Linked DNA regions of Homo sapiens: region 2 is linked to region 1. A link is a contact called in ENCODE Hi-C or POLR2A ChIA-PET data. All regions are on one chromosome and are shown on one strand. The core of a region is the stretch at or near the end of the contact, and the rest is flanking DNA. Distances in the headings are between cores, read along the strand shown.

Region 1 (7,370 bases), core at 2,314-4,813:
CCCTTTAACTATTGCTATGTGATAGGCCACTAGAAAATTTGGCAGCTGCTGGGCACAGTGCCTCATGTCTGTAATCTCAGCACTTTGGGATGCTGAGGTGGGATGATTGCTTGAGTCCAGGAGCTCAAGACCAGACTGGGCAACAGAGTGAGACCCTATCTCAACAACAACAACAAAATTTAAATTAGCTGAGTGTGGTGGCATGCGTCTGTAGTCCCATCTACTCGGCTGAGGTGGGAGGATCCCTTGAGCCCAGGAAATTGAGCTGCAGTGAGCTGTGATAGCGCTACCGCACTCCAGCCTGGCTTACAGAGAAGAGAGACAGAGAGAGAGAGAGAGAGAGAGAGAAGGGAGGAAGGGAGGAAAGGAGGAGGGAAGGAAGGAAGGAAGGAAAGAAAGAAGAAGGAAATGTAGCAGCTTAAAATGACAGTTTTAACAGTCCTTGCCATGGTCAGGAAAAAAGAATAACAAAAATACAAATAAAAACAAAAAGCAAAAAAACCCAACAGCAATCATTTACTTTGCCCATGAACTGCCTATTTCTATTTATTTGAACACAGCAGTGCCCACTTGCTCATGTACTGTCTTTGGCTGCTTTTGGGCAGCAGTGGTGGAGTTGAATGTTCATGACCGAGACCATATGGCCCACAAAGCTTAACATATTCACTATCTGGCAATTTACAGAAAACGTTTGCTGACCCTCATCCAGTGCATTAGAAAGAGGCCGAAGGAGAAGAAAGCACTTGCTCAAAGGCTGCACACAAGTCTACACATAGAATCCAGACAGAAACTCAGAATTCTCTAATCCCAGTCTTGTGCTATTTACCCCATCTAGTAAGACTTATTAACCACCTCTGTAAATCTGCAAGTTTAAAGATGATAGAGGTCACAGCTCCTGCCTGAGAGAGGATACATAACCAGCAGGGAAGACATGCAGATAAAGAAATGACCACCTAGAAAAATCTGTAATAGAAGTGAGCTCAGCACATGACAGAAACAAGAGCAAGTGCTTTTCACTCCTGCCGCAGTGGCTGGGAAGAGCTCCTGCGTGCCTTCCCAGCATCTCGCCTCCTTCTAATAACAGCATCCTAATTCTCCCTGAAGAAGCCACTCTGTCATGTCAGTTTCTGCGGTCTGAGTGAGGCACACCTCATGGTTCGGCTCCAGGCCTGGCCACTGTGCTCTGTTCAGGGATGTCCAGATGTCACAAGCCTGCCCCTGAGAGTCCACCCTCAGACTTTGGCTGGCTCTTCTGGGACAAAGAAGAATTCTTTCCCTGCAGTAGCTAAGCCGGAACCATTGGTGGCCACCTGTGTTGCCACTTTGTGAGGGCCTGGCCAAGACGGAAGTTCTCACAGAGGAAAGCAGAACCAGGGGCTGCAGAGAGACTCTGTAAGACACAGAGTCACTCTGAGCTCTTCCATGACGCCAGTAAATCTCCTTTTCTCCTTCAACCGCCAAGAGTTGGGACTCTGTCATTGTAACTCAACAGTTCCAACCAACATTGTTCTTTTCCTAGCAACCGCCACCCAACTCACTTGTGAATCTTTCCCTCCTCCAATCCCATCTCGGCTGCCTGCTTTCTGCATCAGCATCCTCCATTTAGGAATGCAAATTTCAGAAACCTATCATGCCTGAGGCACGCCTGAAAGGAGTGGAGCCAAGTCTGATAATGAATTTGTGTGCACTGTGTGAGCCGTTCTGCAGCTATTCAAAATCCATTCAATGTTTTTCTCTAGCGATTGTAAGTACACTGTTCTTGGTATTGCCTCTGTCACCAGCTAAATGATGGAGATATTTCCACTCAGGATCTCGATAGACTTGTGGCTCTGGCAACAGATGTGTGTGAACTGATGCACTTGGAACACCTGGAAGCAGGAGGTCGGCTGCTCTTGGAGGACCTGCTGAAGTCTGGACCCCATTGTTCTTCTTTTCTTTTCTGTTCTTTTCCTTTCTTTTGAGGTGGGGGCTGCCTCCTGGAATGGGCATCTCCACTGTGGCCAGGGGGCAACTGGGAAAGAGGTGGTCAGCAGCACCTTGACCTTGAGTGGGCCCAGATCTTAGATCTCCAGCCCCTGCTACTTTATTTCTCCTTCTCCCTCTTCTACAGAGATGGGGTCTCACTATGTTGTCCAGGCTAGAGTGCAGTGGCTATTCACAGGCACAATCTCTGCTGCTTTAGAATGTCCTGGAGAGCTTTCTGAAAGTCCAAGTTCCAGTCTCTATCCCTGCAAGACTCTGAATCAGTAGGTCTGGGGAAAGCAATTCTGATTTTACAAAGCTCCACATTTCTTTTTAAAAAAATATCGATGGGGTCTCACTATGTTGCCCAGGCTGGTCTCAAACTCCTAGGCTCAAGCAATCCTCCTGCCTCAGCCTCCCAAAGTGCTGGGACTACAGGTGTGAGCCTGGCCAAAGCTCTTCACTTCTAAAGGGCAGCCATGCTGCAGAATCCCATCAGCATGAAATGTCCAGAGGCCAGTGTCCTTCCTTTTCCAAGGGGCCCTCTCGTTTGTCCCCCAAGGCACCTCTCCTCCTAGTCTCTAAGGCCCCTCACTGGGACCCTTCCCCTCCATGGCTTGCCTAGGGTTACCTTTGTGGAGTCAGAGGTTGTTAGGGAGGAATATGTAGAACCACTGACCTAGTGCAACCCCTTAACTTTCTATTAAGGAAACCAACGGAGGACCAGGGAGGCCAAATGAGTTTCCCAAGATCACATAACAAATCCAGGGCTTACCGACCAGGGTGCACACCTTGGGAGCTGGAAAACTGTCCCGGGCCTGCTCTCACACAACAATGTGTGGGTTGTTTTTTGTTTGTTTGTTTGTTTTTGTATTTTTTAAATTTCATTAATTATTATTATTATTTTTTTTTTTTGAGACAGGGTCTTGCTTTGTTGCCTGGGCTAGAGTGCAGTGGTCCAACCACACAGCTCACAGCAGCCTCAGCCTTCCAGGCTCAAGCAATCCCTCCCCCTTCAGCCTCCCAAGTAGCTGGGATAATGGGCACAGGCCACCAAGTCCGGCTAATTAAAAAAAAAAAATTTTTTTTTGTAGAGATGGGGCAGAGGAGGGGGTCTCCCTGTGTTTCCCAGGCTGGTCTCAAACTCCTGGCCTCAAGCGATCCTCCCACCTTGGCCTCCCAAAGTACTGGGATTACAGGCGTAAGCCACTGCACCCAGCCTCACACACTCTGAATTATGTGGGGTGGGGTCCTAACTAACTCACTGAGCCTCCCAAGCCAAACTCAACCGCAGCTATTCTCCATCCCAAAAGTGGGAAGGAGCTGCCTATTGAGGGAGAGGTGGGCCTTCTTCCCATTCTCCATCTTCACCTACAAGCTATCCACTATGCAGGGGCTGCTTGGAGTTTTAACACTGATCCAGTAGCTCACCTGGCTCTTGCCTAAGTAAATTACCTTTCTCCCTTGGGGTTGGGGAGGTGTGGGTCTGGGTGGTGGGCACTGGCTTTACCTCCAGCTCAGCTCCTTCTCTTTGGTCCCGCCTCCCAGGGTTTTATGTGTCCATATAACCACTGACTCAGGGTCAGCTTTTTCCAGTCTAGTGCGTCAGCACAAGTGAGTGATAGAGCCTGAAGGCCATTACTCAGGGGAGGATGGTGGTGAGTCATCACGAGAGACTCCTTCCCTAGTCTGGCCACTCTGCTCCAAGCTGTGCTGGGAGACAGAGAATAATAACACCTTTTGGACTGGCCTTTTAAAAATAGAAACAATGGAGTCTGTGGCTTTAGGAGGAGAGGTCCTGGGAGTCAGAAGCTCAGTCCTGCTAGCTTGTCATTCCTTGGAGGATGCTGGCTACTACTTTGCCCACCGGTAATTGAGGGTGTTGCCCTTGGCCATTTGGGGTGGGCTTTCTGAGTCTTTTAGAGGTTGCAGAATCTTACATGTGCTATAAACCAAGGACACACCCTACCCAAAATTTATATACACATTCATGCAAAATGTGTCATGCAATCTCAGGGTTTCATGGAACCCGCTGACACCCAGTCATGGGCTCCTGGCAATGAATTCCTGATCTCTGGGCTCTATTTGTCTAATAATTCTATGAAATATGTTTCTTCCAAATTCTATACTCCCCACACCCTCCATAAAATCATTTTTTAAAACATTTTTTTGTCTTCATTTATTTAAGAAACATTTATTGAGTGCTACCCACTCCTGTGGAAAAGTCCAGTATTGCTGGGAGAGAGAAAAGAGGAAAGGCCTCCACCTGGGGTGTCTGCAAGAAGGGCACGGACATTGGAGGTGCAGATGCACTGAAGAACTGATGGGCAAGCAAGATAGATGGTCAAGGTTGGCACTCAGAGGGGTGACCGTTACCCGCCCCTCCACCCCTTTCCCCGGCTTGTTGTAAGGGCAAGATCCTTCCCTCAACTCCAGAAATGAGTCATCATGTGTCTATGCCAGCCCTGGCAATCCCATTCCCCTTTTTGAGTGTTTCCAACCCCAGTTTTGGACAAAGAGACCTAAGGGAAGTCAGTGTGCGACCCTCAATTCCTAGAAAAAAGACAGAGCCTCAGAAAGAAAAGGCTTTTGGGCTGGATTACAGGTGGCTCACACCTTTAATCCCAGCACTTTGGGAGGCCAAGGCAGGTGGATCACTTGAAGTCAGGAGTTCGAGGCTAGCCTGGCCAATGTGGTGAAACCCCATCTCTATTAAAAAAAAAAAAAAAAAAGAAAGAAGAAAAAGAAGAAAGAAAAGACTTTTGGACCATGCCTGTTCTTTCTGCTTTGGAAGGTTGGTAGCAGAGTTTATGCCTAATTGCTATCTTGTGACTTTGAGATGACAAGTGTGAACATGAAAAACTAACAGCTTAGGCGGAGCCAAAAGATAGGAAGAAACTGGGCTGTTGATCCCAGTGCTCATCACCTCTGAGCGGCCCTGCATCCTCTGGCTCCTAGTCTTCTAGGAGACATAATAAGGTCTATTTCATTTAAGCCACTATTGGATGGGTTTTGTAACTTTTAGCCAAAACCATTGGTCACTGATTCAGGTGAACAGTCCCAGAAGTACGGGGTATGCACAAAGGACTGATGGATTTCTAAGCAACAGGACCATTGTGGTGACACGTCAATCAAGTCACCCACCTGATAGTATTCCCTTCTCAGAGCATGCGTATTCTCACAAGGCTTACTGAGAAAAAATGAAATTGGTCCACACCTTTCCCAAAAAATATTAGAGGTCATTGGCCAGTGGGTAGTACGGTGTTCATCCAGGGATACCCCTTTGTCTTTTCCCTAAGGCCAAGACAGACATAGGGCTCAAACTGGGGTGTCTGCAAGAAAGGACACTGGTAGTCTGTTCCACCGTTGGACATCTGTTTAGCCAGCTGATTTGCAAAACTTCTCATCTACTACTTGAGCTGGGGAAAATACTTACGAAATGGCATGGCGGAGGCTGATCAGGTAGAGAGGGTGCCAGAAAGGTCACCTTGAATTCTTACTCCCTAGGAATTAAAAAAGATGAACTCCACACCTTCACATAAAATACACTGTGAATGGTGCCTGAGGAGGTGGGCAAACATGGTGGTCCTGTTGCACTTCAAGGGAAGAGCTGGGAAGTCCATGGCCGAGTATCACCACCTCTAATGTTGAAGGGGATGGTAATACTCAGTCTGGCATCTGTTACTAAGATCTGTCCCCAGACCATTTGTCTTCTAGAGGGGGTTACAATTAAAACTTGATGGACTGTCTCTGATTCCCATGACACCAACTAGGTGTACAACAATCCGATCCTATTCTGACATCGACTAACCAGAATTAGTGTCAGACTCCATAGGTTTAAGGGCTCAGTGCCACAAGACAGCCCTCACTTGGGACGCCAGCCATAAGTCCTGGGTTTCTGGGCTACCTGCACTTTTGTCCAATTTGGCTACAAATTCAGAAATCCCCATGGCCCATGCCTGCTTCAGGTACTATAATTTGCTAGAATGACTCACAGAACTCAGGAAAATACTATACCTACAGTTTATTATAAAGGATACGAATGAACAGCTAGATGAAGAGGGGCATAGGGTAAAGTCTGGAAGGGTCCCGAGTTCAGGAGCCTCTGTCCCTGTGGAGTCAGGGTGCACCACCCTCTCCATCCATGGATGTGTTCATCAACTCAGAAGCTCTGAAACCCTTCTGTCTCCTTTGGGGGATTTTATGGCAATTTCATTACATAGGCATGGTTGATTAAATCATTGGCTATTGGTGATTGAGCTGAAACTCCTGCCCCTGTCCCCTCCCCAGTGGGACTGGATGTTGCATCCCTGTAATCACATGATTGATTCCTCTGATGACCAGCCCCATCCTGAAGTCATCTAGGTGCCCAACAAGATTGACCTTATTCACATACACTTTCATATATGGCTGGAGACAGATAAGGACCCAAAGTCTCCTTTGAGTAACAAAAGACACTCCTTTCACTCAAAAAATGTCAAAGGATTTAGGAGCTCCTTGTCAAAAACCAGGGACAGGACAAGGACCAAATTATATATATATATATATATATATATATATATATACACACACACAATACCACAGTGTGTTTCACCAATTATTGATTAAGAAGTGTTAACTTTTGGAGTATAAATAGGGTTACTAGGACCCTTCTGAGGACGAAAAAGGATGCATAAACCAGGAGTGTCCTGGGCAAATTAGAGTGTGTGGTCCCCTTAATATAGAAATTGCTTCCCCTCTTTCAGTAGGTGCACTAACTAACACATACCTCCCCTGTTTCCCTGCCCCCCCCCCGCCCCCACTTTGCCTTTCCCATTGAATAATGAGTTCCATGATGTCATCTTGGTAAGGTTCCTTAATTTACCTTCACTTTTGGTCAGAGGTATCCAATTAAGGTGCCACAGCACACTGAACTATTAAGGTGCAGGACAGATGGAGAAATAAATCCCTTAACCCTCTGAGTAGCCTGGGTAGGGCCTGGGGCTGTCAGAGCTCTTGGCCAGTTGCCTTGGCCGAGTGGTCAACAAATGTCATCCTTTTCTTTGAGATTTGGAAGCACTGTTTTAGGCTGTTAGTAAAATCTCATTTTGACATTTATGATACAATTCTGTTTGTTCAATTATTTCACTTCAATTCCAAATGCAATTAAAACTCTTTTTCTCCTCTTTTGTGTTATGAGCTAGGAACAGGAGCTCCCTCTGGGTGGACAGAGAATGTGATGGCTTTGGCAGGCAGAGTAAGCATTGGATCTCAGCCCCTGTCCACATCTCAGCTGCGAACCCTTGTGCTAGGCACAAAACATTCATGGTCCTATGGGCACACTCCACAGAATACACACCACAGAAGATGCCATGTAAACACTGTCCCTGGAGTTGTGCAGTGCCATTACCCTGGGCTGCTTCCTCTCC
Region 2 (7,370 bases), core at 1,468-3,967, 100 kb after region 1:
TGGTAAGTAAGGAATTCTAGGTTAGTGCAGTTATTTTCTTTCAACCTTTTGAAGATGTCATTGGTTTCTGTTGCTTCTGTTGAGAAGTCATCTGTCAGCCCCATTGCTGCTCTCAACATTTTCTCTTTGCATTGAGTTTTAGCAGTTATATTCTGATGTGCCTAGCTGTAGCTTTTAAAGTATTTTTCCTGCTTGTGCTTGTTCATAGCACATCTTGAAACTGTGACATGATATCTTTCATCACAGCATTCACCCTCTTCTCTCTCATCTTGTTCAGGACTCTAATGATAAGTGTTAGACCTTTTCACTATATCTCTAAGACCCTTCTTGGTATTTTTCCATTCTTTTGGTTCTTTGTGATTCAGCCTGGATATTTTCTACTGACTCGTCTTCTCCATTAATCTTGCCCTCATTTGTGTTTAATTCTATCAATGGAGTTTTTTTGTTAACCCTATGTTTCATTTAAAAATCAATCCAGTTTCTAATTTTTTTATCTTTTTTTTTTTTTTTAAGAGGCAGGGTCTTGCTCTGTTGCCCAGGCTGGAGTGCAGTAGCACAATCACAGCTCACTGCAACCTTAAACTCCTGGGACCTAAGACTCCCAAGTAGCTAGGACTATAGGCAGGTGCCACCATGCCTGGCCAATTTTTAAATGTTTTGTAGAGACGGGGTTTTGCTGTGTTGCCCAGGCTGGTCTTGAACTTCTGGCCTCAAGTAATCCTCCTGCCTCTGCCTCCTGAAGCACTGGGATTACAGCTGTGAGCCACCATGCCCAGCCTGAGTTTTTAATTTCATCCATCATAATGTTCAGTTCTATAATTTTGTTTTTTTAGAAATAGTTTCCAGTTCTCAAATGAAATTACCAATCTTGTCATCTATTCTCCTCAATATTTAATTGTACTGCTTTTAAAGTTTATGTCTGCAAACTCTAATATCTGGTTCTTTTTTTTTTCCTTTTGCTTTTCAGTCAGTTGGTCTTATTTTTTGATATTCATGGTAATTTTTCATTAAATGCTAGACATTTTGAAAAATGAAAATTTTGAAAAATTGAAGAGATATACAAGGCTCTGGATCTTCCCTCAGGCAGGATTTACTTTTGCTTCTGGGAAAAGTAGGCTTGAGATAAACTTGACCCTGGGCTTTGTGAGAGCTAGTCTAGGTGTGATTAAACCTTACTCTCAGGTTGTAGCCCTACAGGGGTTTTAGCTGAAAACGTGTGTGTGTGTGTTTATAAAACCAGGACTCCTCTTTCATGGTGAGTCCTAAACCTCCAATTTTTGTTACCCCAAGCTGTGAGACATTTTTTTTTTTTTTTTTTTTTTTTGAGACAGAGACTCGCTCTGTCTCCCAGGCTGGAGTGCAGTGGCATGATCTTGGCTCACTGCAAGCTCCGCCTCCCAGGTCCACGCCATTCTCCTGCCTCAGCCTCCCCAGTAGCTGGGACTACAGGCGCCCACCACCACACGCGGCTAATTTTTTGTATTTTTAGTAGAGACGGGGTTTCACTGTGTTAGCCAGGATGGTCTTGATCTCCTGACCTTGTGATCCACCTGTCTCGGCCTCCCAAAGTGCTGGGATTACAGGCGTGAGCCCCCACGCCTGGCCGCTGTGAGACTTCTGAAAGCTCTACTCAACTTTTCAGCTACTTGGACTCTGCTTAGGACTCGGCAGGTGCCTCAAGGGGATAAGAAGGCTTCGGTGCTCATCTCCTCTCTCTACTTTTCTCTTCAGCATCTTGGCCCCTCGTGTCCTGACTATGTTGATATCTCTCTGATGCATTCAAACACATTTAAGAAAAAAGAACAATTGCTTTTAAACTGCTGTCAGCAGGAGGGTTGGTCTGATACAAGCTAGTTTACCATGATCAGAAGTAAATCCAGCTGTGGTTTCCATGATTATTTTTATTGTTACTATTTGAAAATCCTTCAAAGAAAGATGTCACCCTGTGGCTGAGAGCCCTTTAAAAAAGTCACAGGATGGAGGCTTCTTTGCATCCCTTCTGTGAAGGAGTTTCTAAATTATCAAAGCAGGAAGTGACATTTAAGGAGCATCTTTTTTGTGTAAAGCACCTGCTACAGTTGTTGCAGAAAGCAGTCCAAGAAATAAGGAATATGGGGTTTGCTGGGGAAGGAAAGTGGGACCTTCGCATGAGAGGAGGTGAGGAATGCATAGGACAAGGGGAATCTGGGTAAGAGGGTGGGTCCAGGGGATACAGTATGAGAATGGGCAGTGGAAGAGGACTCTGGACATGAGGTCCGGGAAAGTGAACTGTATCTTCACCCAACAGATGCCAGTGGGGTCTCATCCCATGGGGAAGAGGTGCCACGATGCAGTGAGCTGACAACTCCACACACATGTTGTAGGCCTCTCTGCTTCCTTCCAGCTATAGTTCTTTTACCTTTTCCTGCTAAATATTGCCAACCTTCTTAATATGGTCATCTGGATGTCCCATAGGCCCCTCCAGCTTGGAATAGCCCAAAATTAAGTGATCTGCTGTTGTTGTCAACTTGGCCTCAATACCACAAGGACCTCATTCCCTAGAATCTTCTTTCCTGTATGGTTCTGAGTTAGAATTGGCCAGCTTTGCCTGAGAAATATGACTCAAGGTCCTCTTATTCATCCTGACTGCTGCTGCCCTACTTTAGGCCTGTATCACTGTCTGTCCTGATTGCCTAGGCAGTCGCTTAATTTGTTTTGTTTTGTTTTGGTAGAGATCGGGTCTTGCTGTGTTGCCCAGGCTGATCTCAAACTCCTGGCCTCAAGTGATACTCCTGCCTCTGCCTCCTGTATTTCTGGGGCCACAGACATAAGCCCAGCCTCTTAATTTGATTTCTGCATTAGTCATGATCCACTTGGGAGACAGAAACCACATAACAATTTGAATATGAGAAGATTAATATAAGTACTAACTAGAACAGGGGATTGGAGTAATGAAGGAGTGGTAAGAAGTCAGGAGAGCTTTAAAGAATATAGGAATAATGGACATAAGGAGCAGCCAGCACCCCTAGAACTAAGAAAGAACACCCCCAGGCTCTATCCCCAGCTGAGATCCAGATGTTGCTGGGAAGGGCATGGCTGTGCCTCACAATGGCAGAGAAGTCTGGGAGAATGTTCTAGAAGTCTGCCCTTGGGTGCCAGGGAAAGCTGTCATGGAACAGTGTCTGATTAGAGGCACACCTATTTGTGGGGGCACTAGGAGAAGCTGCTAGTTGCCAAGTGCTACTGACCACCATCCTCTGCAGGATTCCTGTTCTGGAAAAGTTGCCTGCACTGCGGGAGGGTGATGTTGGAGAAGCTGTGAGCTCTGTGCTGTTAAGATGAGCCCAGCACAACCAGAAAGGAAGGCCTCTTCCTCCTCCAATGTCTCTAGCTCCCCCTCCTGACAGAGCCTAGCATTGCACCAACTACCAAAAGAAAAATATTTAAAGGGCCAGCTCCATTTTTGAAGAGCAGGCGATGAACAGTAAATTTGGGGTCCAGAGTAATAACTGAATGTCATTCTACCATTATCGAGGGGCCGCATAACCAAGTTGTTAAGAGTGTGGACTCTGCAGTTGGGTTTCTTGAGTTAAAGTCTTAGCTCTGGCACTTAATGTGAGTTAGTGTAAACCTTAAAAGATTTATTTAACCTGTGTCTCACTTCCCTAATCTGTAAAATCAGGTAGTAACAGTTCTAACCTTGTTGGGTTATTGTGCTGATTGGGTTGATATTTATGAAGCACTTGGAAGAGGATCTGGCACAGAGTAAGCAAGGAACCAGGCTGTCTATTGTGATTACTATTACACTCAAATCGTGGTGGCATGCGCCTGTAGTCCTAGCTACTTGGGAGGCTGAGGCAGGAGAATCGCTTGAACCCGAGAGGTGGAGGTTGCAGTGAGCTGAGATCGCACCACTGCACTCCAGCCTGGATGACAGAGCGAGACTCCGTCTCAAAAAACAAAACAAAACAAAACAAAATCCATCCTTCACATTATAGCCAGGATGGGCTTTTCATTGAAGGTATGAATTTTACTCCACATTGCCATGGCATAGACATCATATTCCTTTATTCTTCTCTTTTCTGAGGTGGGGAAGGCATAAGGAGTGCTAATTAATAAATTGTCTTCTGGCCGGGTGTAGTGGCTCACGCCTGTAATCCCAGGACTTTGGGAGGTTGAGATGGGCGGATCACCTGAGGTCAGGAGTTTAAGACCAGCCTGAACAAAATGGCAAAACCCCGTCTCTACTAAAAATACAAAAATTAGGCCGGGCGCGGTAGCTCACGCCTGTAATCCCAGCGTTTTGGGAGGCTGAGGCGGGCGGATCACCTGAGGTCAGGAGTTGGAGACCAGCCTGATCAACATGGAGAAACCCTGTCTCTACTAAAAATACAAAATTAGCCAGGCATGGTGGAGGGTGCCTGTAATCCCAGCTACTCAGGAGGCTGAGGCAGGAGAATCGCTTGAACCCGGGAGGCAGAGGTTGCTGTGAGCCGAAAGTGTGCCATTGCACTCCAGCCTGGGCAACGAAAGAGAAACTCCGTCTCAAAAAAAAAATTAAAAAAAAAAATTAGCTGGGTGTGGTGGCACTTTCCTGTAGCTACTTGGGAGGCTGAGGCAGGAGAATCCTTGAACCTGGGAGGTGGAGGTTGCAGCCAGCCAAGATCATGCCACTGCCCTCCAGGCTGGGTGACAGAGCAAGACTCCGTCTCAGACAAACAGACAAACAAACAAAAAAAGTGTTGTCTTCCAACTCGCCTTGTTTGTTATGGTCTGAATGTTAATGTTCCCCCAAATTCATGTGTTGAAATCTTAACTCCCAAGGTGATGGTATAAGAATTGTGGTCTTTGGGAGGTTTAGGAGGATTAGGTCATGAGAGCAGAGCCCTCACGATTGAGATTAGTGCCCTTATGAAAGAGCCTGAGAGAGACCCCTTGCCCCTTCTGCTATGTGAGAACACAGCAAGAAGCGCCCTCTATGAGGAACAGGCCCTCACCAGACACTGATGCTGCTGGAGTTTTGATCTTGGACTTCCCAGCCTCCAAAACTGTGAGAAATAAACTTCTGTTGTTTGTAAGTCACCCGGTTATGGTATCTTATTTTAGTAGTCTGAACAGACTAAGGCACTGTTCATAGTACAAAAGTTGGAAATCAGGCTGTGTCACTTTGTTGCTTAAAACTCACCTGTGGCTTCCCATTATTTTCAAGATAGAGTTCAGCTCCTTTTCCCTGGATACAAAGCTCTTGATGCTCTGCCCACTTCACCTCCCACCAAACCCTGGCTCAGGTTTTCACTTGAGTCATTCTAGACTTGGTACTTTGCTACCCTCATGCCCTCCCAGGTCGTGCCCCTATTTTCCAACTTTGCTGATTGTATTCCCTCCTTCTGGAATATCATCCCTTCTCCTTTTAGCTAACTTCCCTTCAAGCACCATCGCCTCCAGGAAGCCTTCCATTAATCCCCGAGTCAGTTGCAAAATGCTCCTTTGTCATTTTGCTTTCCAAGTTTTTGCCCTATTATGTCAGAGTGATACACTTCCATGCCTGGCTCCCTGGCTAATGTGGAAACCATGTGGGGTCTTCTGCATATTACTCACAGTTGCATACTCCGTGTTTCAGCACAAGCGGTGCTGCGTATCAGCACTGGCTACGCATTGCATAACTCTAGGGCTGCTGTTTGTAGAGTTTTTCACAACATGCCCTGCTGTTCCCTATGGCCCTGAGCGTCAAATGGAGTCGCACAGTAGGCAAGCAGAATTGTGCCCTGAAGCTCTGGACGTTTATGACAGTGGCCTGTTATACAAACTGGCCTCTCCTAATATAGCACTTCCCTGTTAGGTTGGTTAGGAGTGACTGAAACAAATGTGTTAATGCGTTAAAATGACAAAACCACATTTCTTTCCAAGAGGTGCCAGGGTCTAATTGCTCCATGTTTTTGGGAATCTCAGAGGTAGGGCTGGCAAAGGGGGAAGGAGGAGAGACACTTCCTCTGATGTGACCAAGGACTTTAATTGGAGGCGGCTCCCCCCCACGGTGGCTTTTTCAGAAGCTGGAGTGACTCTTGGTGGTGGCACAGGGATGGCTCAGACGTCTTCTCCTCCTGCAGGGGAGTTTCTGAATCAGTCTTCATGACTCTTGTCCACTGCCCTCTTCCTCATGGAAGCCCAGCAGCTGTGCAGCCGCAGGGACCACGTGGGTGCCGCCGGCTAGAATGCTCATGGCCTCCTAAGGATGCACGCCTTGAGCATCATGCGGTTGTCATAGGGGAGGCGTGGATGTCTTTTTGGTACAGCACTGTGGAGAGAATTTGTGTTCAGATCTGAAAGAACAGAGGAATAAACTTATCCTGGGTAAAGGCTTTGAGTGATGCGCGTATAACCTATCTTGGCCATACTCCACTCAGAGACTCCTCAAATCATTAATCTCTTTAAAAATAAAAGTTTGCTTGTATGAGCTAAGAATGATCTCGAGCTGGGTGAAGCAATGGAGATTTTAGAGTTTACTCATTACCTCAGCGTGGCCCAGCTGATCCTTATACACATCCACAGATATCATTTGTTGAATGTCTTTTTTTTTGTTTTGAGGTGGAGTCTCGCTCTGTCGCTCAGGCTGGAGTGCAGTGGCGCGATCTCGGCTCACTGCAAGCTCCGCCTCCTCGGTTCACTCCATTCTCCTGCCTCAGCCTCCTGAGTAGCTGGGACTACAGGCGCCCACCACCATGCCCCGCTAATTTTTTGTATTTTTAGTAGAGACGGGGTTTCACCGTGTTAGCCAGGATGGTCTCGATCTCCTGACCTCGTGATCTGCCCGCCTCAGTCTCCCAAAGTGCTGGGATTACAGGCGTGAGCCACCGTGCCCGGCCTTGTTGAATGTCTTCTTTGTGTGGGGCCATATGCATTCACTTACACACGGTGCCTGCCTTCATCCTCCTAACAGCCTGCACAGTGGGCAATATATTATCGTTATCCTCATTTTGGAGAGAAGGATGCTGAGGCTTAGAGAGGGAGGGTCGGCGACATGCCCAAACTCAGTAAGCAGCAGAGGCAGAGTTTAAACTACCATCTAATAAAGTACCACAAACTCAGTGAGAAATTAAATAAATCAACAAATGGCCATGGAGGACTAAAGCCAGTGATTTCAACGAATATCTACCACCTAATAACTAATCTCTAATAACTGATAGAGTCTTTAGACTGTGTTGTTCCAGGCTTGAGTAACTACGCCCTTTCCACACTCCCAGAAGGCTGAAAGAAGTCTGACTATGTCCCAGCAGGAGGTGGCCGGGGAGGCCGAGGCGCAGAGAATCATTCAGGTGTTCCTGACACTATCACACACCCACGTCTGGAACCTACTGAAGGACCGTGGATGATGCTGTTCGAACATTCTTGGA

The links. A loop is a pair of places that touch in the nucleus more often than their neighbours do. ChIA-PET counts read pairs that join two places held with the same protein, here RNA polymerase II (POLR2A). Pooled maps may share reads with other maps.
Region 2: a pooled map shows a loop between it and region 1 (2.2-fold over the local background). The contact joins two enhancer-like sites. A Hi-C loop is called at or near these places in 4 of 50 pooled maps. POLR2A ChIA-PET finds 5 or more read pairs at or near these places in 4 of 52 experiments (B cell, HCT116, activated T-cell and 1 more).

Annotation. Positions count from the first base shown.
Region 1 is chr9:114,548,533-114,555,902 of GRCh38, forward strand. No RefSeq gene overlaps it. Among named protein-coding and RNA genes, the nearest start is that of ATP6V1G1, 36 kb to the right of the region's middle. Within about 2 kb of position 3,564, at least 5 of the 41 ENCODE cell types and tissues checked have a DNase peak (open chromatin) inside an H3K27ac peak, as active enhancers do.
Region 2 is chr9:114,650,334-114,657,703 of GRCh38, forward strand. It overlaps TEX53 (testis expressed 53), which reads right to left. Exons shown (of 2, transcript NM_001354645.2): 1 at 7,333-7,370; 2 at 5,971-6,299. The coding sequence ends at 6,196. Among named protein-coding and RNA genes, the nearest start is that of TEX53, 3.8 kb to the right of the region's middle. RefSeq lists enhancers at 3,007-3,513, 3,341-3,390, 3,401-3,480. Within about 2 kb of position 2,718, at least 3 of the 41 ENCODE cell types and tissues checked have a DNase peak (open chromatin) inside an H3K27ac peak, as active enhancers do.